2 separate regions of the Homo sapiens genome follow, and region 2 is linked to region 1. Evidence: chromatin loops called from intact Hi-C (ENCODE). Cell type or tissue: heart right ventricle. All regions are shown on one strand. Links, peaks and the distances in the headings refer to the core of each region. The heading gives the core; the rest is flanking DNA.

Evidence for each region. A loop is a pair of places that touch in the nucleus more often than their neighbours do. Peaks named below come from ENCODE experiments on the same cell type or tissue, not always from the same donor. Only the 100,000 strongest peaks of a DNase experiment are listed, where the experiment ranks them.
Region 2: a loop joins it to region 1, with 3 times the contacts of the local background. A loop is called at or near these places in 5 of 110 quality-filtered maps.

The regions. Positions count from the first base shown.
Region 1 is chr1:244,946,785-244,959,476 of GRCh38, reverse strand. It overlaps the pseudogene RNU6-947P. Among named protein-coding and RNA genes, the nearest start is that of DRC8, 17 kb to the left of the region's middle. In heart right ventricle, for the core only: no CTCF peak of the experiment used is centred there; no DNase peak of the experiment used is centred there; H3K27ac peaks cover 2,767 bases.
Region 2 is chr1:244,875,913-244,888,604 of GRCh38, reverse strand. All of the region lies in intron 2 of LOC124904588 (UPF0764 protein C16orf89-like), which reads left to right. Among named protein-coding and RNA genes, the nearest start is that of HNRNPU, 18 kb to the right of the region's middle. In heart right ventricle, for the core only: no CTCF peak of the experiment used is centred there; no DNase peak of the experiment used is centred there.

The sequences.
Region 1 (12,692 bases), core at 2,299-10,298:
TCTGTACTAAACCATAAATGGGCCAAACTGTCCAACCTTGACCGCTCCTGGCCCTTAATGCTTCATCATAGTCCGTAGCAAAACACTATTGCTAAGATAAAGTAGAAGAGAGTGATCTCAGCTAGACACATTCCTATTTTTAAAGAGGACTATGCTTCAATATCATTCTATCTTTGCTTTTACTATTAGACTTTATCTTTAGAGCAGATTTAGCTTTACAAAATAATTAAGCAAAATGTAGAGTTCCCCTATACCTCCTTTCTGCCTGCCTCCCCACCGGTCTCCCCTATTAGTAACATTTTAAATTAGTGTAGGCTGGGCACGGTGGCTTTTGCCTGTAATCCCAACACTTTGGGAGGCCGAGGTGGGCGGATCACGAGGTCAGGAGTTTGAGATCGGGCAGGCCAACATGGCAAAACCCCGTCTCTACTAAAAACACAAAAAATTAGCTGGGCGTGGTGGTGTGCACTTGTAATCCCAGCTACTCCAGAGGCTGAAGCAAGAGAATCACTTGAACCTGGGAGATGGAGGTTGCAGTGAGCTGAGATCACACCATTGCACTCCAGCCTGAGTGACAGAGCAAGAACCCCCTCTCAAAAAAAAATAAACAAATGAATTAGTGTAACCCATTCTTTTTATTCTATAACACTCACCCGTGCACGCACGTATGTGTGGGTGTGGTCTTGGACTTCAGGCCTCAGGCAATCCTCCCACTTCAGCCTCCTGAGTAGGTGGGACTACAGGCACACACCACTGAATCCAGTTTATTTGATAATTTTTAAATAATTAGAGAGAGCTATTGCTTCCGCAAATAAGAAAATAAGTATTTTAGTGAGCTTAAGCAGTCAGACCTATTAGCTACCAACAGAAGAATTACTTTGGCACCATTTATACCCAAACTAAAATCATTGTATTTGATAGGAATGCTTATATTTAAATAGCTGTTCAGCTAGTTGGGGGCATAATTTGCAACAAACATGGTAAAGAAAGCCCTAAACTTTTCACACTAAACCGTAGACTGAGGCTCTACTCCCAACTCTTCCCTCAGCTGGTGACTTTGGCTGAATCTCTGTGGAACTCTGAGTTGGATTAGAAAATCTAAAAGAGACCTTTCCAGTTCAAAATTTTATTAATTGATTAATACTTTGTTTTCCAAAGTGAGTGGAAGGCTATTTTATGTGGCTCATGATTTTAATTTATTTATATAGTTGTTTTTATTTTAAGGTATATTTAAACATCTGCCTCAAACTCAGATTTCACAGATATCATTGCTTACGATGAGACTATGTTTTAAAAATTGGACAATTTATGTCAAATTAAAGAAAATGTTGGTATCTAATAGTACAAGTAACATGGACCTGACAAAAATCAGAAGTGAAGGGTGGCTAGGTACAGTGGCTTACACATGTAATCTCAGCGCTTTGGGAGGCCAAAGGCAGTAGGGTGGCTTGAGTCCAGGAGTTCGAGGCTGCAGTAAGCTATGATCATGCCACCGCACTCCAGCCTGGGAGGAGACAGAGAGAGAGAAAAAAGAAGTAAAGTGTATTAGTTCATTCTCGAATTGCTGTAAAGAACTACCCAAGACTGGATAATGTATAAAGAAAAGAGGTTTAACTGACTCACAGTCCAACAGGCTGTACAGGAAGCATGGCTGGGGAGGCCTCAGGAAATTTACAATCACGGCAGAGGGTGAAGGGGAAGCAGCACCTGTGATGAGGCTGGAGAAAGGGGAAGAGGGAGCAGGGGGAGGGACTACACACCTTTAAACAACCAGATCACGAGAGAACTCACTCACTATCACGAGAACAGCAAGGGGGAAATCCACCTCCATGATCCCATCACCTCCCACCAGGACCCTCCTCCAACATGGGGGATTACAATTCGACATGAGATTTGGGCGGGGACAGAAATCCAAACCATATCATAATGTATAACTGAAAAAATTCAGGAAATACTGGATTAATTAATATATTCATCCATCCAAGACATCCATCTCCACGTCGAAGAGAGCTGTGTCCCAGAACTCTTTTTTTAAACCTAAATAATTTGGCTCAATTAATGAACAAGTACCTTGGACTCTACAGGTGAAAGAAAGCACAATAAGAAAAGTATTCGGTTGGTGCAAAAGTAATTGCTGTTTTGCCATTAAAAGTAATGGCAAAAACCGCAATTAATTTTGCACCAACCTAATACTATATCAGAGAAATGCTTGCAAGTTAAGTAGCACAGACCAGGAGCGATTAAATCTGATTCCAAAATCCCTCCAACAGTTCCTGAAACTAGACAAAGTTTACAGGGCCAATTTGCAAATAAAGAGAAGGGCTGAATTAACCGGTCTTAACTTTTTTCATGGTATAACAATTTCCTTATATTATGTGGCATATGTAATCTGACATATTAACCATGAACTTATCCAAGTATTCAAGTTCATCCATAGCTCTTTCCTAAGTAAAATGCTGTCATGATTCTATCTTTAGGCAACCTTATTCCCTGCAGCACCAACTGGCCTTGCATCTGGGAGGACAGCAGAAATTTCTTTTTACATTTTTTCATTATTTATTTATTTATTTTATTGAGACAGGAGTTTCACTCTGTTGCCCTGGCTGGTCTCGAACTCCTGGGCTCAAGCGATCCTCCTGCCTTAGCCTCCCAAAGTGCTGGGATTACAGGTGTGCTCCACCGTGCCCAGCTTAGAAATTTGACTCTTATTTCCATTTGAGATTTCCTTCCCTTACCTCAAGTATCTAAAGCATGTTTTGTTTGTTTGTTTGTTTTTGTTTTTTGTTCTTTTTTCAGAGACAGAGTTTCACTCTGGTTGCCCAGGCTGGAGTGCAATGGCATGATCTTGACTCACTGCAACTTCCACCTCCCAGATTCAAGCGATTCTCCTGCTTCAGCCTCCCCAGTAGCTGGGATTACAGGCATGCGCCACCACACCCGGATAATTTTTGTATTATTAGTAGAGATGGGGTTTCTCCATGTTGGTCAGGCTGGTCTCAAACTCCCAACCTCAGGTGATCAGCCCATCTCGGCCTCTCAAAGTGCTGAGATTACAGGCGTGAGCCACCGCGCCTGACCAGCATGTGGTGTTTCTTTAATCCTCATGTGGACCATATAAGGGCAAAAAGAATAATGCGTCTTATTCATCCTTATAAGCCATATACCTTTGTTCAATGTCGGAAACAAATACTTGTTGAGCCAAAAATTTAGATAACTTAATTATGAATAAAGCATGATCCGCTTCTGCCGAACATACACTTAAGATATCAGTCATTTGCAAGTTTCATATGTTCAGTTTTCTGGATTTTTCCGTGTCCTAACCATAAGAAGTCAGAAGGCAAAGAATTTGGAGCATATGTCTCAGTTCCTCTACATGAGTTACAATATAGTGCCCTACCCCCTCAGCTCTTTTAGAGAGTGGACAGCAGGCACTACACGTAAACAATTATTTCTGCGGTGTGCAAAGCTGTCATTGCGATACCTGCTATTTGATGCAATGTCCTGTATTCAAAGATTCCTTTACTAATCTCCTATTTAAGTTTGGGCAGTCTTCACTGATGTATGCTGATTGTTTCTTTGTCAGAAAGTAAAACCTTTTTTTTTTCCTTAGCTTCTAGGAAAATCAGTCCTCAATTACAGTAATCCGCTTATCTCAAGTATTTAGTAATCTCTTGCCTCTGTTACTTTTAGAAAATGGTAATAGCTAATGTTTAGAATGCTATGTGCTAGGATCATGGCTAGCATATAGGACTTTAACAGCCACAATGACTCTATGAAGTGTATACTATGACATTTTAGGACACCGTGACCTAGAGAAGCGAGACTTCTTGTCCAAAGACCTGCAGTTAGTATTGACCAAACACAAGTAGCCTGACTCCAACACCTGCACTGCTAACCACTCTCCTGTGTTTTTATCCTCAATTATTCTATTTCACATGGTGTTTTACAAATAAATATATTTCAAGCTTTTGTTTTTAAAAAAAGGAGAAAGTTATTGATCCTAAATTATCAATTGTGTCATAAGTCTTTCTGTAGGTTTTTTTGTTGTTATTTTGGTGTTTTGTTTTGTTTTTTTTAAGACAGAATCAGTCTCGCTTTGTCGACCAGGCTGGAGTGCAGTGGCGCGATCTCGGCTCACTGCAGTCTCTGCTTCCCGGGTTCAAGCAATTCTCCTGCCTCACCCTCCCGAATAGCTGGGATTACAGGCACGTGCCACCACGCCCAGCTAATTTTTTGTATTTTTAGTAGAGACAGGGTTTCACCATGTTGGCCAGAATGGTCTCGAACTCCTGACCTCAGATGATCCGCCCACCTCACCCTCCCAAAGTGCTGAGATTACAGGCGTGAGCCACCGAGCCTGGCTCATTTTTTGTATTTTTAGTAGAGAGGGGATTTCACCATGTTGACCCGGATGGTCTCGAACTCCTGACCTCAGATGATCCACCCGCCTCGGCCTCCCAAAGTGCTGGGATCACAGGCGTGAGCCACCGCCCCGGCCTGCTTTGGTGTTTTTAAAAATATGGAAAGCTTCATGAATTCATGTATCATCCTTGCTCAGGGACCATGCTGATCTTCTCTGTATCATTCTTCTTTTATATTTATAATGGATCTGCTTTTATGTTAGTATCCCATGGAAAGTTTTATTTGGTGTGATGTGCCATTACTCCAGTTTATAATAGACATCCCTCAGTCATTCTCTTCTTGACGTACATGGAACAAGACTATGTGATTTAAGGATATACATTTCATGGCTTCCTCCCTAAATAGTGACACCCACAGCTGAAGCACCCACCCTAGCAACTGAGAGAAAGTAATTGTGTGCTCCAAACAACAGTTTAAAAGTAGGAGGCTGAGGGAGAACCTAAGCTCCACGCCTTTTCCTGAGTCCTTGGCACAGTGATTGCAGTTTTATCTGGCATACCAGTTCCCGGGGTTTCAAATGACAGAATGGCAGCATTAACCCAACTCTCTAAGGCTGCCACTGTAAATTGACTGAGCACAGAGGGTATATAGCTTCTGTCCCCATCCTTTCTAGTTATCTACCAGTCTAGCCATCTGTGTATCTGCACCCCAAATATTTTAAACATTAACCATCCTCTCTCTTACACCTAAAAATGTTGAGGAACTATATATTGTTGTAGTGTATCTAGTACGTGCTAATAAGTACCAAAATCTCAAAATTAATAGGTTTGTAAATGGTGCTATTGCAGATAAATAGAATGTGTCATCTTAGTTTATTTATTTGCATGCATATGTATATGCATGTATGCATATATATGTGTGCATGTTTTCTGCTATAGAGAATAGAACAAACCTGAAATGGAGGTTGGAGAATTTTATCCACATGTAGAATCAGTGTGTGCCTGCGCTTCCTTTTCTCTGTTGCAACCACTGTCAACTGCTTTCCATGACTTAGTATCTTAGATTGAATTTCTGCTCTTGCTATGTTTAGAATCTATTTTTAACTTGGCCAACTGATTTACTATGGAGCATGTGAGCGTTGCTATTTTAAAATATATAATAGTTGTCCCCAGAACCCGCTAAAAACTCTATAGAAAAACCATTGTGGGCCCGTCCCATTCCATGGCACATTTTCCAGAATGTAGGGTAATGATTTTAAAACAAAATAAGCATTTACTTAGTTCCTAACGTGTATCAGGCAACAGGCTGTGTGCTTATTTATGTTTTCTTAGTTAATCCTCAAAAAAATCCTGTGTTGGTAGAGATTTCTTGCCTTACCAAGCACATTGTAACCCTGCATGTAAGTATGAAGCTGTGTACTGAGAGTAAAGATCGTGGGTATTCATGCCAATCCATCCTGAATTCACATCCTACCTTTGCCACTTGTTAGCTACGTGAACTTCAGCAAACTACCAAACCTCTCTGAGACTCAGGTTTTTCATTTGTAAAATAAGAACAATAATACTTCCTTGCAGATTGTTATGAAGAAATATTGATGGAGTTGACGTAGCATATTATGCACTTCTACAGGGTCTGGCACAAGCAGTAACACAGGAAAAAGTAGTTACTGCTATTCTTTTTTTTTATTATTCTGAATTTTTTTCGTGTCCTGGAAAAGAAAAAAAAAATTCAAAGAGTTTGGAAGATGCAGGTTAAAGTAGCATGTAGTTAAAGGGTCACTACACTGCTCCTAGAACTCTTCGACCTGGGCAGTTTCAATTTGAGCGGCTGGAAGCTGTAGTAATCCAGTGTGGCTTTTGAACAACTGCCAGGCCTTTCCGTTGGGGCCTTTCGCCCCTGGGAGTCTTCAGACATCTGGAGGAACTTCATGAGTAGTCCCTGGTTATTGTTTAACAGAATATTAGCTTTGAACAGGTGTGTCTTTGCCTGCTGGGTCTCAACGCAACTTATGAAGAAGCAACTCGTCATACACCTACAGGGCAAATTCTTGGTTCTTATATCTGCATCCAACTGGGGCTGGGTTAAAAACCACGTGTAATGATTTCAGAATCCCTACAGTGCTCTCTAGGAGACCAACTGGGTGCTTTCTGGATCAAGGGCCCAACGAGCTTTTCTGGATGGTCTTGAGATGGTGCCTTTTGACTTTGAGTTTTCCCTGAATGCCAACCAATACAACAGATTTGGTCTATCTCCTCTGCTCAAGTGGCTCTTTAAGTTTGGTTTTCTTTACTGCCAGCTATGGAACTATTACATTACGAGACATTGATACAGTTTCTTCAGTTTAAAGGCAGGAGTTACGAAACCTTGGCTACTGAGGTTGACGTGGAAGCAGGAAGGGGTCTTATTTTGGCTGGGTACCTACTATAGTGCCAGGAACTTCACAAGGGAGGTAATACCATTGCACCAGGCAAGTTGGGGGAACTTTTCTCCCAACACAACTATATTTGCTTAGCATCAAATCTCATATTTAGCTTATTTCTGTTTTCTTTTCTCTTTCTCTTTCTTTTCCTTCCTTCCTTCCTTCCTCCCTTCCTCTCTCCCTCCCTCCCTCCCTCCTTTCTTTCTTTCTTCTTTCTTTCTTTCTTTCTTTTTCTTTCTTTTTCTTTCTTTCTTTCTTTCTCTTTCTTTCTTTCTTTTTCTCTCCTTCTTTCTCTCTTTCTTTTTTCTTTCTTTCTTCTTTCCTTTTTAAGGCGAGGTCTCACACTGTCACCCAGGCTGGAGTGCAGTGGCATGATCATGGCTCACTGCAGCCTCTACCTCCCACGCTCAAGTGACCTTCCCACCTCAGCCTCCCAAGTAACTGGGACTACAGGCTCATTCCACCACACCCAGCTAACTTTATGTTTATTTTTTGTAGGATGAGGACTCACTATGTTGTCCAGGCTGGTCTCAAACCCCTGGACTCAAGCGATCCACCCACCTCAGCCTGTCAATGTGCTGGGATTACAGGCCTGAGTCACCACGCCAGGCCTTTCATAGTAGTTTAAAAGCAAATTGTTTTATATGACTATGGCAAGAAATAAATCATTTTCTTCTGGTTAACTAAACAAAGTGAAAAGAAATTCTGAGCCATCATCCATTGAGTGTCTACTGATAATCTATGTCTCCTGGCTGGCGTGCAATGGCTCAGGCCTATAATCCCAACAATTTTGGAGGCTGAGGCAGGCAGATTGTTTGAGCCGGAGTTCAAGACCAGCCTGGGCAACGTGGCGAAACCCGTCTCTACTAAACATGCAAAAAATTAGCCGGATGTAGTGAGTGGCACACGCCTGCAGTCCCAGCTACTTAGGGGGCTGAGATGGGAGGGTCGCTTTTTTTTCTTTTTAGACAAGGTCTCACTCTGTCTCTCAAGCTGGAGTGCAGTGGCACAATTATAGCTCACTGCAACATCAAACTCCTGGGCTCAAGCGATCCTCTTGCCTCAGCCTCCTGAGTAACTAGGACTACAGGTGTGTGCCACCACGTCTGGCTAATTTTTGTATTTTTAGTAGAGACAGGGTCTCCCTGTGTTGCCCAGGTTGGTCTCAAACTGCTGGCCTCAAGTGATCCTCCCACCTCAGCCTCCCAAAGTGTTGGCATTATAGGCATGAGCCACTGTGCCCGGCCAAAATTTTTAATATCTCTCTCTTGTGCACAATCCTGTTTAGAAAACTCTTGTTTTATTTGCCTTAAATAGGCAGTCAGGGTTTATGTAAATTGTTGATTGTTCATATACAATTTTATCAGCAACAATCAAATATACAATCACAAATCTTATACAGTTGCCCAAACTATTCTAAAAAAATAGATTTTGAATTTTAATGTCTAAATCTAGCTTACTAGCCAGGCATGGTGGCTCATGCCTGTAATCTCAGCACTTTGGGAGGCCAAGGCAGGCAGGTCACCTGAGGTCAGGAGTTTGAGACCACCCTGGCCAACATGGTGAAACCCCATCTCTACTAAAAATATAAAAATTAGCTGGGTGTGGTAGCGGGCATCTGTAATCCCAGCTATTCAGGAGGCAGAGGTAGGAGAATCGCTTAAACTCAGGAGGCGGAGGTAGCAGTGAGCCGAGGCTGTGCCACTGCACTCCAGTCTGTGCAACAGAGCAAGACTCTGTCTCAAAGTCAGTCAATCAATCAATCAATCAATATAGCTTACTATCCTGTTCATTGTATCTAAAAAGTGTCCGTGTTTAAAATTTTGGTGTTCTTGGTAAAATATTTGCAATGAATTGGGCATCTTTGTAGAAACAGTTTAGTTTTCATTTGAATGTCCAGCAGGCAGAGATTAGAAATTGTTATAAAGTCAATCTATTTTAATGTGGTTCATTTAACTGATTTAATCCATATATTATCAGACTTGAATGGGACTTTTCAGGGAATTTAGTTTGCCTTCTTTGTATTTAAGGCTTTCAGATTTTATAGAAGTAAACTCAGTGAAAAGGATAGTGTTATTTAAAATTATTTTGCCACTATTTAAAAAGATTAACTATTTTTTCAATCAGTGGCTCACGCCTGTAATCCCAGCACTTTGGGAGGCTGAGGCGGGCGGATCACAAGGTCAGAAATTCGAGACCAGCCTGGCCAATACGGTGAAACCCCGTCTCTACTAAAAATACAAAAATTAGTTGAGCATGGTGGCGGGCGCCTGTAATCCCAGCTACTCGGGAGGCTGAGGCAGGAGAATCACTTGAACCCGAGAGGCAGAGTTGCAGTGGGCTGAGATCGCACCACTGCACTCCAGCCTGGGTGACAGAGCGAGACTCCATCTCAAAAAAAAAAATAAATAAATAAATAAATAATAAATAAAATAATAATAATATATGCACAAGGTACAAAATTCAAAAGTTACAACAGCTATATAGTGAAAAAGCAGCCTGCCTCCCTTCTTTCCCCCGAACTGATATCCCTCTCTAGATATAGTTGTCAGCTTTTTGTTTCTCTCTACTTTTTAAAAACCAGATGCAAATATTTAAGTTCTTCGAGCAGTGTCTGGTTACCTTCCTTTTAGAATAACAAAAAAAAAAAAATGGCATAGCATAGCATCTTTCCAGAATCCTGTACAAGGTGTTTATTTTACATATGAAACACAGAGAAAATAAAATGTGCTTAGTTTTCACTGAGCCTTGGGAAAGTCTTTTATTGCATATTAATACAATAATGATAGTAAGCTAACATTATATATAACTACAATGACCATATATTGTATATTTTAAATAAATACAAAACTCATTGAAATTCAAGATAATAGTCTTAATATTTGATAATCATTTTTGTATATACTATTTCTCTGATTTGTAAATTCTTGAATTAAAACTTCTCATGAATTTATATAGGAATTGAAAAAAATCTAATTTCCCCTAACTGGAATTCAGTGCTGCTTTTCTAATTTTTTTTATATGCAAGTTCAAAAAGTAGTACGTATGATCTGTGCTCCCAGAAACTGACCTGAAATAAGGGGGAAAAACAAGTAGTATGTACTGGACATTTTACGTATATTATGTCTAATTCTCATAACAGCCTTGCAAGATTGGGTTTGTTGCCCTCTTTGGAGATGAGGAACCTGAGGCTCTGAGAATTGAAGTGACTTGCCACAGGTTCACAGCAAGAAGTGCAAAGCTGAGGTGTACACCTAGTTCACACCCACATCCTGGTCCACAGTGTTGTTAGAAACACAGAATCTACTAGTCTGGAAAAAGGTGGGATGCTTGACAGTGTGGATCTCACTTCATTAAGGCACGTGCCAAAAGCCTGAAGACATGTTCCTAAACAAAATGGAGTTAGGGATGCTAGAGGAAATAGGTTAGGTGAAGTGATAACAGATAAAATAACCCTGTTCTCTAAAGAGCTGATTCACAGCCAACGTATTTCTGGGAGTAGGTACAATAGGGCTCTGTCCTTGGCCCTGTTCTAATCAACGTCTTATTAATGCTTGAGACCAGAGCAGTGAGTAAAATATGGTAGAACTTATAAATAACTATTGAACAAATTAATGAATGAATAAGGATATTTGTGTTGTGCTGATCATAGCTTTATTTTATTTTATTTTATTTTATTTTATTTTATTTTATTTTGAAACAAAGTCTCGCTCTGTCACCCAGGCTGGAGTGCAGTGGCACGATCTCAGCTCGCTGCAACCTCTGACTCCTGAGTTCAAGCGATTCTTGTGCCTCAACCTCCTGAGTGGCTGGGATTACGGGTGCATGCCACCATGCCAGGCTAATTTTTGTATTTTTAGTAGAAATGGGGTTTCACCATGTTGGCCAGGCTGGTCTCAAACTCTTAACCTCAGGTGATCCGCCCGCCTTGGCCTCCCAAAATGCTGGGATTACAGGTGTGCACCACCGCACCCGGCCAGATTTTTCACTGCTGAGTTGAGTTTCTTGTATATTCTGCATATTATTCTCTTGTCAGATGAATAGTTTGTAAATATTTTCTCCCATTCAACAGGTTATCTCTTCATTCTGTTGATTTTCTGTGCTGTGCAGAAGCCTTTTAATTTAATATAGTCCCATTTGTCTATTTGTTTTAGTTGCCTCTGTTTTTGAGGTCTTAGCCATAAAATATTTGCCTAGACCAATGTCCTGGAGTGTTTCCTTCTAGTAGTTCTACAGTTTGGGGCCTTACATTTAAGTCTTTAATCCATCTTGAGTTGATTGTTGTATATGGTGAGAGACAGAGGTCTACTTTCATTCTTTCGCCTATGACAGTCCAGTTTTCCCAGCACCATTTATTGAAGAGGGTGTCCTTTCCTCAGTGTATGTTATTGGCACCTTTGTCATAAATCAGTTGGCTATAAATATGTGGATTTATTTCTGGGTTCTCTATTCTGTTCCACTGGTCTATGTGTCTATTTTTATACCAGTACAGTGCTGTTTGGGTTATTGTAGCCTTGTAATATGTTCAGAAGTCAGATGGAAAAATGCCTCCAGCTTTGTTCTTTTTGCTCAAGATTGCTTTGGCTATTCAGGCTCCTTTTTGGTTTCATGTGAATTTTAGGGTTGTTTTTCTTTCTATGAAGAATGTCACTGGTATTTTGGTAGATTCATTAATCTGTAGATTGCTTTGGGTAGTATGGCCATTTTAACAATTCTAATTCTTCCAATCCGTGAGCATAGGGTGTCTTTCCTTTTGTTTGTGTCCTCGACAATTTCTTTCATCAGTGCTTTGTAGTTTTCCCTGTAGAGAGCTTTCACCTTCTTGGTTAAATTTGTGTGCAGAGTTTTTGTGTGTGCATAGTTATTGTACGTGGGATTGCCTTCTTGATTTATATTTCAGCCAGTTCTTCATTGGTATATAGAAACACTACTGATTTTTGTATGTTGATTTTGCATCCTGATACTTTACTTAATTTGTCTATTAGTTCTAAGAGTTTTGTGGTAGAGTCTAGGTTTTTCTATTTTTTTTTTCTTTGTATAAGGAGTCTGACACCATAGAGATTTTTCTAAATATAAGCATGTCATCTGCAAAGAGGGACAATTTGACTCCTTCTTTTCCCATTTGGATGCCTTTTATTCCTTTCTCTTGCCTGATTTCTCTTGCTAGGATTTCCAGTACTATGTTGAATACGGGTGGTGAAAGCATAAATCCATCTTACAACCTTTTAATACAGTACTTTTAATGTTAGGCACAGTTTGTTTCTGTCGCTTGTGATAAAAAACAAGAAAGATATATATCTACTTGTTCTTCAGTGCACATTGTATATTCAGCGAGGTTCTTGGCTTATGATATCTGCTTGGACAATGACAAAAATAGGTAATCAATGCTGGCTAACATTAGCAAGGAGGAGAGAAAAGTTGAAGCTAGTGGCTGGACACTAGGGCTATTTTTATTCCCTATTATTGTGAGTTTTTGAGAGAGATTCCAAATGCTTCCTGGAATAATCCAACATTGCTTGCATTTTGTAGGGAGTTCTGTACTAATGTCTATATGACCTACGAACTATTCTTGCCAAAGAAATTGAACCTGAATCTACTCAAGCTTCCAAAGCTTTCATTTACAGAAAATGCTGGGGAATGTAAAGTTAAATGACACCAGGAGGGAGCAAACAAGCAAATCCAGGATGTGAGATATTTTATACATCAATTAAACAAGTATCTTCTATAAGTCAATGACATGTTTTAAATAAGTAGGGCACCATGAATGTATATACCTAATATGTACCCACAAAAATTAAAAATAAAAAAAATTTTAGATGCGTTGGAAGAAGAGGACTCAAAATCAAAAGAAACTTGAGATATTGTAACACCCAAATGTAATATGTACATTCTGATTCAAACATACCAATTG
Region 2 (12,692 bases), core at 1,781-9,780, 70 kb after region 1:
GACCCTTCTTTCATGGTCACCTCTCTATCTGATCACAGCCAGAAAAGGTTCTCCACTTTTAAGGACTCACGTTGACAGACTAGGCCCAGCTGGATAATCCAGGAGAATCACCACATCTCAAGGTTTGTAACCATAATCACATGTGCAAAGTCCCTTTTGCAGGAATTAGGACATGGACATCTCAGGGGTCATTATTCAGCCTAGTGAATAGCCTATCAAAGAGCCCAGTTTTTCTAACTGACCCATTATCGGGTCGTGAAATCAATTTAATAATGCACCACCATTTTTAAAAGGGGAATAGAAATTAAGACAGTACAATGTATTAGTAAGAGTATTCATGTTTTGTGAAACTTCAATCTAGTTTTTTTATGTGTGTATGTAGTCGATTGTGATGTAAATATATTTCTTTCTTTTTTTTTTTTTTTTTTTTGAGACAGAGTCTTGCTCTATTGCCAGGCTGCAGTGCAGTGGCACGATCTCGGCTCACTGCAACCTCTGCCTCCCAGGTTCAAATGATTCTCCTGCCTCAGCCTCCCAAGTAGCTGGGACTACAGGCACATGCCACCACGCCCAGCTAACTTTTGTATTTTTAGTAGAGACGGGGTTTCACTATGTTGGCCAGGATGGTCTCAATCTCTTGATCTTGTGATCCGCCGGCCTCAGCCTCCCCAAGTGCTGGGATTACAGGCATGAGCCACCGTGCATGGCCAAAATATATTTCTTACTGGAAGTCACGGGCAAAAATGTTTGAAAGCTATTGACTTAGACGACAGGATGATGAGTGTGTTAAGCAAAATAGGACATAATACTAATAGATAACGTTTACGGAATGTTTGTATGAGCCAGCTGGGCCTAGTGTTCTAAGGGCTTCACTGGCATTAACCACGTAATCTTCCCAATAATCCAATAAGGTAGATACTGTCAATATCTCCACGTCGTAAATGAGGAAATGGAGAGAGAATGATTGTCTTGCTGAAAGTCACACAGCTAGAAAATTGTACGGCTGGAATTCAATCCCAGACAGTTCAGCTCCTCATTCCCAAACCTGTGTGCTTGACACCACTCTGCTGTGTCTAGGAGCACCCAAGACCTGAGGAGGAAGGCAATCCTGCCTCTCCGGTTTGTCCAGCTACCCTGAGAACCTTTGCCCATGCATAGTATCCTGTTTAAAATAGGAAATACTGGCTGGGTGCAGTGGCTCATGCCTGTAATTCCAGCACTTTGGGAGGCTGAGGTGAGAGAGGATTGCTTGAGGCCAGGAGTTGGAGACCAGCCTGGGCAACATAACAAGACTCTGTCTCTATTGAAAACAAAAAAAAAGAAAGAAAAGAAAAGAAAAGAGGCCGGGCGTGGTGGCTCACGCCTGTAATCCCAGCACTTTGGGGGCAGGGGCAGGTGAATCACTTGAGGTCAGGAGCTCGAGACGAGCCTAACCAACATGGAGAAACCCTGTCTCTACTAAAAATACAAAAATTAGCTGGGCATGGTGGCGCGTGCCTGTAGTCCCAGCTACTCAGGAGGGTGAGGCAGGAGAATCACTTGAACCTGGGAGGTGGAGGTTGCAGTGAGCCGACATCGCACCACTGCAGTCCAGCCTAGGTGACAGAGTTAGACTTTGTCTCCAGATAAAAATAAAAAAAAAAGAAAAGAAAAGAAAAAAAGGGAAAAAGGAAATACCAATACTGCAGAGCAGAAAACAAACTTCTTCCATAACTCTGGTGTGTGTTGGAGAAGAGGAAGACTCAGTCCAGAGTCTACAGTGAGCTTCCCTCTACAGGCAAAGACTGAACTTCAGCCGAGAAGTTGAGCATAAGTGTAACACTCACCATTAAAACTAATATGTATGAAATTACTATTGTTCCCCAAAGGTCCTTAGTAATAAAGGACTTAGTAATAGGAAAACTTTCTTGGAAGAGATACATGCAATATGTCACATATCACAGATACACATATACAAACTATGTTTCAATGGAAGGTATTCTACTTATTATCATAGTAACTGTATTAATCCATTTTCATACTGCTATGAAGAAATACCTGAGACTGGGTCATTTATAAAGAAAAAGAGGTTTAATGGACTCACAGTTCCACACGGCTGGGGAGGCTTCCCAATCATGGCGGAGGGCGAAGAAGCAGCAAAGTCACATTTTACATGGCGCAGGCAAGAGAGCATCTGCCCGGGAACTACCCTTTATAAAACTATCAGATCTCATGAGATTTATTCACTATCATGAGAACAGCACGGGAAAGACCCGCCCCCATGAGTCAATTACCTCCCTTTAGGTCTCTCCCATTACACGTGGGGATTATGGGCGCTACACTTGAAGATGAGATTTGAGTGGGGACACAGCCAAACCATATCGGTAACCAAAGAAAAAGTAAGTGATTAACCACCGTGCTCTCTGCTATGAAAATGGGAGAAAAGGTGCTGACCCTTTTCCCTTGAACTAAGCATAGAAATAAAATAGATGAAATTATTTTTCTTTCTGGTCAACTTTGTCCCAAATCATTAACCTCACAAAACACTTAGGAAACTTTATTTCTTGATCCACACATCAAGGTAATAATACCTTCCTCGGAATTGTGAGAATTTGATGAGGCTAGTATACCAAAATTAATTTGTAAACTATAGGGTGCTAAGATGTGAGATAACTATATTTGTAATGTAATTTACTTATCAAACATTGATACAATGCCAGGAACTTGGTATCGTTTTAAGTGCTTTGCGAATATTAATTTATTTAATGCTCACAAAAACTCTATGGTATATCTTGTTGTTTTCATTTTTTGAATGAGGAGAAAACTGAGGCATAGACAGGCTAGGAAACTTGCCTGAGTTCACAAAGCTAGTAAGTAAAAGAAAAAGGTTTCTTCCTCTGGCAGCCCAGCGCCAGAGTCTGGTACTAACTGGGATTACAGGCATCTGCCACCATACCCAGTTATTATTATTATTATTTTTGGTATTTTTAGTAGAAACTGGGTTTCACCATGTTGGCCAGGCTGATCTTGAACTCCTGACCTCAGGTGATCTGCCCACCTTCGGCCTCGAAAAGTGCTGGGATTATAAGTGTGAGCCACCCCGCCCGGCCAAGTCTGTGCTCTTAACTGCTGTGCTGTGTCAAATCTACTAGGGATATTAGAATGAGACCTTTGCCTAGATGTCAAAGGCATCAGGCATATGGAAGCCAAATGAGACTCCCAGCTTCTTATGAAACTATTGTCTCCTCTCTACTTGTTTCTATTTTGTCTACGTCCATTTTGTGTCCTGTAACAGATATCGAGACTGGGTATAGTTTCTGGAGGCTGGGAAGTCCAACGTTGAAGGGCATCTGGTGAGGTCTGCATCTGGTGAGGTACTTCTTGCCACATTATCACAGAAGGGCAAGAGAGAATGAGAGAAAGAGAAGAGAGAAGAGAGGGGGCAGAGAGTGAGTGTGTGTGTGAGAGAGAGAGAAGACAGAGGCTGAACTCATCCTTTTAACGGAACCCAGTCCTGAGATCATAGCATTAATCCATTCATGAACGCAGATGACCTAATCACCTTTTAAAGTTCCCACCACTCAGCACTGTTGCTTTGGGGATTCTGCTTGCAACACATGAACTTTGGGGGTCATATTCAAACTATAGCCTTGTCTATCATTGAAAATCTGGGTTTAAAGGGGTCCTTCCTCCTGATAGTAGCTACCATATGACATCAGACCTTGAAAATAAGGAACATTATTTCCTTTTTTTCTTTCTTTCTTTTTCTCTCTCTCTCTTTTTTTTTTTTTTTTTTTTTTTGACAATCTTGCTCTATCGCCCAGGCTGGAGTGCAGCGGTACCATCTCAGCTCATTGTGACCTCCACCTCCCAGGTTCAAGCGATTCTCCTGCCTCAGCCTCCCCAGTAGCTGGAACTACAGGCCTGTGCCACCATGCCCAGATAATTTTTGTATTTTTAATAGAGATGAGGTTTCACTATGTTGGCCAGGCAGGTCTCGAACTCCTGACCTCAAGTGATCCACCCGCCTCAGCCTCCCAAAGTGCTGGGATTACAAGCGTGAGCCACCACACCTGCCCAGAAATATTATTTATCACTCTGATTAACCTCATACTTTTGGTGTTCCCTTCTTTTTATAATGCCTCCTAATTTTTTATTATACAGTATGTTGCTTATCTAAACTATACTTCCTTTCTTTATAAAAAGCCTGAAGTTGATTATAAGGGAAGAAACATGATCACCATTTAAACTACAGATAGTAGACAAGCAGTGTGCAATTCCTTTTTGAAACTGGATGAGTGATACTTGCTGTCAAGGATGCCCAGAAGGTTTTGCGACAGGTGGGCGATGGCTCTCAGGATTCTCAGGCATGTGACCTAATTGGCTTCTGCCAAACTGACCTTTACGCTAGTAATGTGCCTTCCACCTCCGAGTCAAATGTAACTGTTTAGGTATAAAATAGAAACATTTGCTGAGATGTCAGGGAATGAGAGCCAGAAATGGGCAGTTGAAAATAGTAACACAAGGGATAAAGAAATTGAAGAAGATGTGTTGATTCAGGCAACAGAAAGTCAGGAAGACGTGGCTGATAACATGAAGGCCGGGCGCGGTGGCTCACACCTGTAATACCAGCACTTTGGGAGGCCAAGGCGGGTGGATCACCTGAGGTCGGGAGTTTGAGACTAGCCTGGCCAACGTGGTGAAACCCTGTCTCCACTTAAAAAACTACAAAAATTAGCCAGGCGTGGTGGCACATGCCTGTAATCCCAGCTACTCAGGAGCCTGAGGCACGAGAATCGCTTGAACTCGGGAGGTGGTGGTTGCAGTGAGCCAAGATTGCACCACTGCACTCCAGCATGGGTGACAGAGCGAGACTCCATCTCAAAAAAAAAAAAAACAAAAAAAAAAAACAAATTAAAAAAAACACAAAAGTAAGGGGAAAGAGAAGAAAGGGTGAAAGTCAAAGAATCTTAATGGTAACAGGAAATGTTGTATTGTTTGTGGGAGCATTTTGTAATGGGGAAAGGCCTGAACAAATACTGAATTTTTGTCTGTGCACTATTTTCGATTTAGCAAATATTAAGCACATATTAAGTGCTGGCTGCTCGGGGTATAAAGATAAATAAGACCTGGCTATCTAGTTAAAACATGTTTTACACACGAAGGGCAATCGGATTTCAATTTTTAGTCTATTTTATATACTATTAAATAAGTCCAAGAGTGGACTTTATGTCTTACCAAGAGCAGGCACCCTATGAATGTTTATTGAATTGAAATATTAGAGTCGGATAGGAGCTGGTTCAAATTTATTTATACATTTATTTAGCACTTTTTTTTTTTGGAGTGCAATGGTGCTATCTCAGCTCACTGCAACCTCCGCCTCCCGGGTTCAAGCGATTCTCCTGCCTCAGCCTCCTGAGTAGCTGGGACTACAGGCACACACCACCACACCCAGCTAAGCTTTGTATTTTTAGTAGAGACGGGGTTTCACCGTGTTAGCCAGGATGGTCTCAATCTCCTGACCTCGTGATCTGCCCACCTCGGCCTCCCAAAGTGTTGGGATTACAGGCATGAGCCACTTTTTTATTATGGTGAAATACACATAATATGAAATTTGCCATTTGAACCATTTAAAAATTTTTTTAATTCTTTTTTTTTTTACACCAATCTCTTGTCCAATAGATATTTTAACCCGTTTTAGGTGTACAGTTCCATGGCATTAAAGACATTCACACTCTTCTGCAACTATCACCACCTTCCATCTCCAAAACTTTTTTTATCTTCCCAGATGGAAACTCTGTACCATTGCATAATAACTCCCCACTCCCCATTCAACCAATTTTTTTTTTTTTTTTTTTGAGACAGAGTTTCACTCTTGAAGCCCAGGCTGGAGTACAATCGCATGATCTTGGCTCACTGCAACCTCCGCCTCCCGGGTTCAAGCGATTCTCCTGCCTCAACCTCCCAAGTAGCTACAGGTGTGCACCACCATGCCTGGCTAATTTTTGTATTTTTAGTAGAAATGGGGGGGGGGTTTCACCAAGTTGGCCAGGTTGGTCTCGAACTCCTGACCTCAGGTGATCTGCCTGCCTTGGCCTTCCAAGGTGCTGGGATTACAGGCATGAGCCACTGTGCCCGGCCAACCAATTTTTATATAGTCCTTCATTCAACAAGTACTTATTGAGCACCTGCGATTCAGCACAGTCCTCACTGTGGGAGGTCTGGGTTATAGAATAAATGAGAGGGTACAATCTAGGGAGAAAGACAAACATAACCAATGGGTGCGGTGGCTCATGCCTGTAATCCCGGCACTTTGAGAGGCCAAGGCGGATGGATCGCTTGAGCCCAGGAGTTCAAAACCAGCCTTGGAAACATAGTGAGACCCCTGCTCTACAAAAACAATAACAAATATTAGCGGGCTGGGGAATGCCTGTAGTCCTAGCTACTTGGAAGGCTGATGTGGGAGGATCACCTGAGTCTGCGAGGTTGAGGCTGTGAGCTGTGATTGCGCCATGCAATCAACTGCACTCCAGCAGAGTGAGATCCTGTCTCAAACAAACAAACAAACAAACAAATGGTGAAGAGCTAATGTTTGCAGAATGCTCCCATGAGCAGGCCCTTTGCACTGATGCACTCCTTTGAGGTAGGTGTACGTTCCCAACAGTTCCCAGTATAACAAGCACGACGGAAAGGGAGCTGTGGGCTGTGACTGGGGAGGAAAGCTCAGTCTGGAGGACATTAGTTGGTCTGGGCCGTCAGGGTTATGCTGAGAGCTAAAGGCTGAGTCAGGGTTAGGAGGCCAAGAGTATTTCCATGGCAGGCAGGACACCAACGCAGGCTCTGGGAACAAGTGGGTCCCTTCATCCCTTCCCTGATGAAGCTCAGAGAAGCCTGGGATAAGGCTGGAGAGGTAGCAGGAGACACCTCCCTCCAGGAGGGCCCAGGGGAGGGTTCCTGCTCTACCTCCAGGGCCGTGGGAAGCCGCTGCAGAGCGTGAAGCAGAGCCTTTAAAAGATCAATCACTCTGCCCCTAGTTAACAAATGATTCATTTCTCTGCCATTCTTTATTATCATGTTGATGGCATGTACACTAACTTTGAACCACCTGTGATAGAAAAATCACTAGTAGTTACATTGTAAAATCTTTGGTTTTATGTCTGAAGTTCCTGTTCTGGGAATTCACATTTCTCTTAAGTAAATGATATAACCAGGCTGGGCGCAGTGGCTCACAGCTACAGCTGTAATCCTAGCACTTTGGGAGGTAGAGGCGGGAGGATCGCTTGAGCCCAGGAGTTTGAGACCACGACCACCACAACAGTATAACCAGATTCTGAAGATCTGACAAATGGAAAAAATTGGAAATTAGTCCCATTTTGCAGCCCACCAAACCTCCCCTGTGTTGGGAAGAAATCATAGCACTTCTCTGATAGATACAATGTATAAGCCTAAAATATAACTGGCCTTCCTCCCTCAACTTGTCAATTCAAGTCTTCCCTGGGGGAAGGGAGATAAATTCCTGCCGTTCCTTCTGGACTAAGTGTAAATTAAGATTCTGTTTACCAAGCGCTTAATTAGATTGCCTAGGCAATATTATCCATCATAACTTGAGAGAGAGTGTGCTTCAAGCTCGTTTGTTATAGAAGTGTGGGGCTGCCTGAGGAGGTGTGATAAAGTCCAAGTTTGGAAGTTCCGTTTCTGGAGTTCAAAATATAGATCCCTTAAGCACTTCCAAAGTGCACCCTGAGACTGCCCTGCTTTTTAGCTGATAGTGTCTTCATGTCAAATCATGGATCACTGAGGAGTCCCAGGTGACAGTGGGATGCACAGGTGTATCCCCATTACCAGAAGAAAAGCTGTCCCACTTGATGGGCAGTCAGTGACTTTATCTTCATATTTTAAAGCACTACACTCTTCTTCTTCTTTTTTTTTTTTTTTGAGATGGATCCTCGCTCTGTCACCCAGGCTGGAGTGCAGTGGCACCATCTCGGCTCACTGCAACCTCTGCCTCCCAGATTCAAGCAATTCTCCTGCATCAGCCTCTGAAGTAGCTGGGATTATAGGTGCGCACCATCACGTCCGGCTAATTTTTGTATTTTTAGTAGAGACAGGGGTTTCTCCAAATTGGCCAGGCTGGTCTCGAACTCCTGACCTCAGTGATCCGCCTGCCTCGGCCTCCCAAAGTGCTGGGATTACAGGCGTGAGCCACCACGCTTGGCAATAAAAGAACTTTCTAGGCCGGGCACAGTGGCTTGTGGCTGTAATCCCAGCGCTTTGGGAGGCTGAGGCAGGCGGATCACCTGAGGTCGGGAGTTCGAGACCAGCCTGACCAACTTGGAGAAACCCCGTCTCTACTAAAAATACAAAATTAGCCGGGTGTGGTGGCGGGCACCTGTAATCCCAGCTACTCGGGAGACTGAGGCAGGAGAATCGCTTGAACCTGGGAGGCGGAGGTTGCAGTGAGCCAAGATCGTGCCATTGCATTCCAGCCTGGGCAACAAGAGCGAAACTCTGTCTCAAAAACAAAAAACAAAAAAACTTCCTAAACCAGACATGGTGGTTCACACCTGTAATCCCAGCACTTTGGGAGGCCAAAGCAGGTGGATCTCATGAACCCAGGAGTTTGAGACCAGCAGCAAGGCAAAACCCCATCTCTACTTAAAAAATACAAAAAATCAGACAGACATGGTAGTGCGTGCCTGTAGTCTCAGCTACTTAGGAAGCCAAGGTGGGAGAATCACCCGAGCCCAGGAAGCCAAGGCTGCAGTGAGCCAAGATTGTGCCACTGCATTCCGGCCTGGGCGATGGGGGTGAGACCCTGACACAAACAAACAAACAAACAAACAAACAAAAACCAAAAAAATCTTCTGCCTCCCTTTTCTCCAAAAGTATATGTTTATAAGTAGGTAGTAATTACATAGCATTCACAGGTTAGAATTTTTACATATGTGATTCTTACACCCCCAGGGTAGACAGGACAGTGGTAATTATCATTTTACAGGTTAAAAGACTGAGACTGAGAGAAAGGAGCAACTTTGCCTGGCTGGTAAGGGGTATAGTTATTTACTAAGCAATGTCGGATCTACACAGGCTCATTCATTCCATATGTTTCATGTCCTGAGTGCTTACCCTCCAGGAAACGATAAGGATACAAAACAAACTAGACATCTAGCTTGAGCCCCCATTAGAAGGTCAATCAGTAGGAGAAATAGAAACAGAGAGAGAAAATAATGAAACCACAGGGCAAGAATAACTTTGGAGATTTTGGCCAGGCATGGTGGCTCATGCCTGTAATCTCAGTACTTTGGGAGGCCGAGGTGGGTGGATCACCTGAGGTTAGGAGTTCGAGACCAGCCTGGCTAAACTGGTGAAACCCCATCTCTACTAAAAATACAAAATTAGCTGGGTGTGGTGGCAGACGCCTGTAATCCCAGCTACTTGGGAGGCTGAGGCAGGAGAATCACTTGAACCCAGGAGGTGGAGGTTGTAGTGAGCCGAGACCATGTCATTGCACTCCAGCCTGGGCAAAAAGAGTGAAACTGTCTAAAAAAAAAAAAATTCTGAGATTTTAGGAGCTCAGAAAGGGCACACCTAATCCACTCAGGGGCGGTGAGGATGCGTGGGGGTAATTCGGAAAATCTTCCTAGAGGAGGTGACACCTAAACAAAATCTTTTTTTAGAAGTTTTTTTTTTAGTTTTTTTAGAGACAGGGTCTTGCTGTGTCACCCAGGCTAGAGAGCAATGATGTAATCAGAGCTCACTGCAGCCTCGAACTCCTGGGCTCAAGCAATCCTCCCGCTTTAGCCTCCTGAGTAGCTAAACTGAATATTAAAACAGAATAGAATAAGTAAGGCCTATCCTCATACAATCTCAGAATCACTGTGGGATCAGATAATGAGATATTTCTATGTTTAATAAAGGATAAATGGCCCATGGTGGCTCACACCTGTAACCTTGGCACTTCGGGAGGCAGAGGTGGGAGGATCACTTGAGGCCAGGAGCTCAAGACCAGTCTGGGCAATGTAGCAAGACCTTGTCTCTACAAAAAAAAAAAAAAAAAAAGTTAATTATCTGGGTGTGGTAGCTCACACCTCTAATCCCAGCTACTTGGGAAGCTGAGGCAGAAGGATGGCTTAAGCCTAGGAGTTCAAGGCTGCTGTGAACTATGATTGTGCCACTGCACTCCAGCCTGGGTGACAGAGCAAGACCCTGTCTCAAAATAATAATAATAATAATAATAATAAATTATACATATGACAATTAATTAACACATGATACAGCTGGGCAGTGACTCGGGGAGATGGTGAGTGGAGAATATGGCATCACTACTTCTTGCTTACAACCAAAAAAGTTGTAAAATTCTCTTTCTCTCTCTCCAGATCCACCTAATGAGACTGTGCCTTCCTTCCACACATCATCTCCTCTGGGACTAACGTTTCCCTTTGTGACTACACTCTGTTTCAGAACACTCCTTGGCGTTCCGTTCAATCTTATTTCAATGGTATAAAGATGCAGGGGAGAAGAAACAATTTCCTAAGCCTCACGTGTTGCTAAGGTTTGCTTTGGTTCTGTGACTTAATTCATGTGCCTTTTCATCTGAATCAGCCACTTTTTGGTTGAGGGGGATGAAAGGAACTGCTTCATGGTTCAATACCTTCATATACATTTGTCCAAAAAGCTGAAAAATCTGCACATTGTACATCCTTTTTCTTCTTAGTAAGCACGGTGCCCACAACCACAAAACATTCCCTTTCCTTTCTTTTTTTTTGAGACGGAGATTCGCTCTTGTTGCCCAGGCTGGAGTGCAATGGTGTGATCTCGGCTCACTGGAACCTCCGCCTCCCGGATTCAAGCAGTTCTCCTGCCTCAGCCTCCCGAGTAGCTGGGATTACAGACATGTGCCATCACACCTGGCTAATTTTGTATTTTTAGTAGAGATGGGGTTTCTCCATGTTGGTCAGGCTGGTCGTGAACTGCCGACCTCAGATAATATGCCTGCCTCGGCCTCCCAAAGTGCCGGGATTACAGGCATGAGCCACCGTGCTGGGCCTCCCTTTCCTTTCTAATGGCAGCACTGTTTAGAGAATTAACCCAAATGGTTATAGTTGCCAAGATTGGATGGTCATGTGAGGGTCCAAAACACCACTGGAATTTAAGAAAACCCTAGCAATCTTAAGTAATCTTTCTTCACAGCCCTCTTTACCCTTCTCAAGATTAATTGATCCATTTGACCTGAGTCAGAGTGGCCTTTAGTACTTCTCACCTGTTTTGTATTTTTGTTTTTTTTGAGACACAGTCTCACTCTGTCACCCAGGCTGGAGTGCAGTGGCGTGATCTCAGCTCACTACAACCTCTGCCTCCTGGGTTCAAGAGATTCTCCTGTCTCAGCCTCCCAAGTAGCTGGGATTACAGGTGTGTGCCACCACGCCTGGCTAATTTTTGTATTTTTAGTAGAGATGGGGTTTCACCATGTTGGCCAGGCTGGTCTCGAGGTCCCGACCTCAGGTGATCCGCCTGCTTTGGCGTTCCAAAAATGCTGGGATTACAGGCATGAGCCACCATGCCCGGCCCTCACCTGTTTAAATAACTTCCTAACTGGTCTTCCGGCCCATGCCCCCTTCAAGATTCTTTAACCCAAGGCTTACAAACATATCACCAAAGGTGGTTTTTTGTTTTTGGCCTACATAAGTTTGGTCATCTCTAAAATTCAGTAGCTATTATATAAAAATAAAGATTTTCCCACTTCCCTTAAACAAAAAACCGACAATCCTGGGTCCCATTTGCAGATGGTCCTAGGCGACTGCTCCCTTTCCATAGAGGCCCTCACTCCAGCTCACAATCTCCATCACTCCCTCTGGCACCACTGACCTGGAGCCAATGCATGACCTTGTCATGTATTATTAGATGGCAGCTATTACACCTGTTGCTATTTATTTATGTTTCCTGCTTACGACATATGTGAACATGTGCATTTTCAACACTCTGATGCCTACATGATCTTCCTAAAATTCAGACCTGATCGAGCTACTTCTCAGCTTAACATTCTTTAATCCCCTCACTACCCACCTCTTTATTAGTGGATGAAGCTCCAACTTCTTAGCTTGGCTGGGTTCTTCTTAATCGACCTCTTTGTCCACTATAATAATTTCCTAGCCCTGCTCCTGCAAGCATGTCCATTCATACTGAATTATAGCCACAGGAATGCGCCTCGCCTCTATGCATTTGTAAAGGTGGTTCCTCCTACCTGGAATGCCCTTCCCTCTCTCTCAGCCCTGCTCACTCTTTGAAGACTCAACTTAAGTCCCTTTGCCCCCAATAAGCCCCTTGCTCCATCTCCTGTACTGAATATGTACCTCTATCACGTATGACTCTTGTAATTTAATCATTGATTTGCCTGTCTCTTTCTTCAGGACTCTATAGCATAAAATTTGGCTGGAACAGAGTATGCCATTTATAACTCTGAAATTCTAAATTCTAATGATTTCTTTCTTTCTCTTTTTTTTTTTTTTTTTTTTTTTGAGATCGAGTCTCACTTTGTCGCCCAGGCTGGAGTGCAGTGGTGTGATCTTGGTTCACTGCAAGCTCTGCCTCCCGGGTTCATGCCATTCTCCTGCCTCAGCCTCCCAAGTAGCTGGGACTACAGGTACCCACCACCACGCCCAGCTAATTTTTTGTATTTTTAGTAGAGATGGGGTTTCACTGTGTTAGCCAGGATG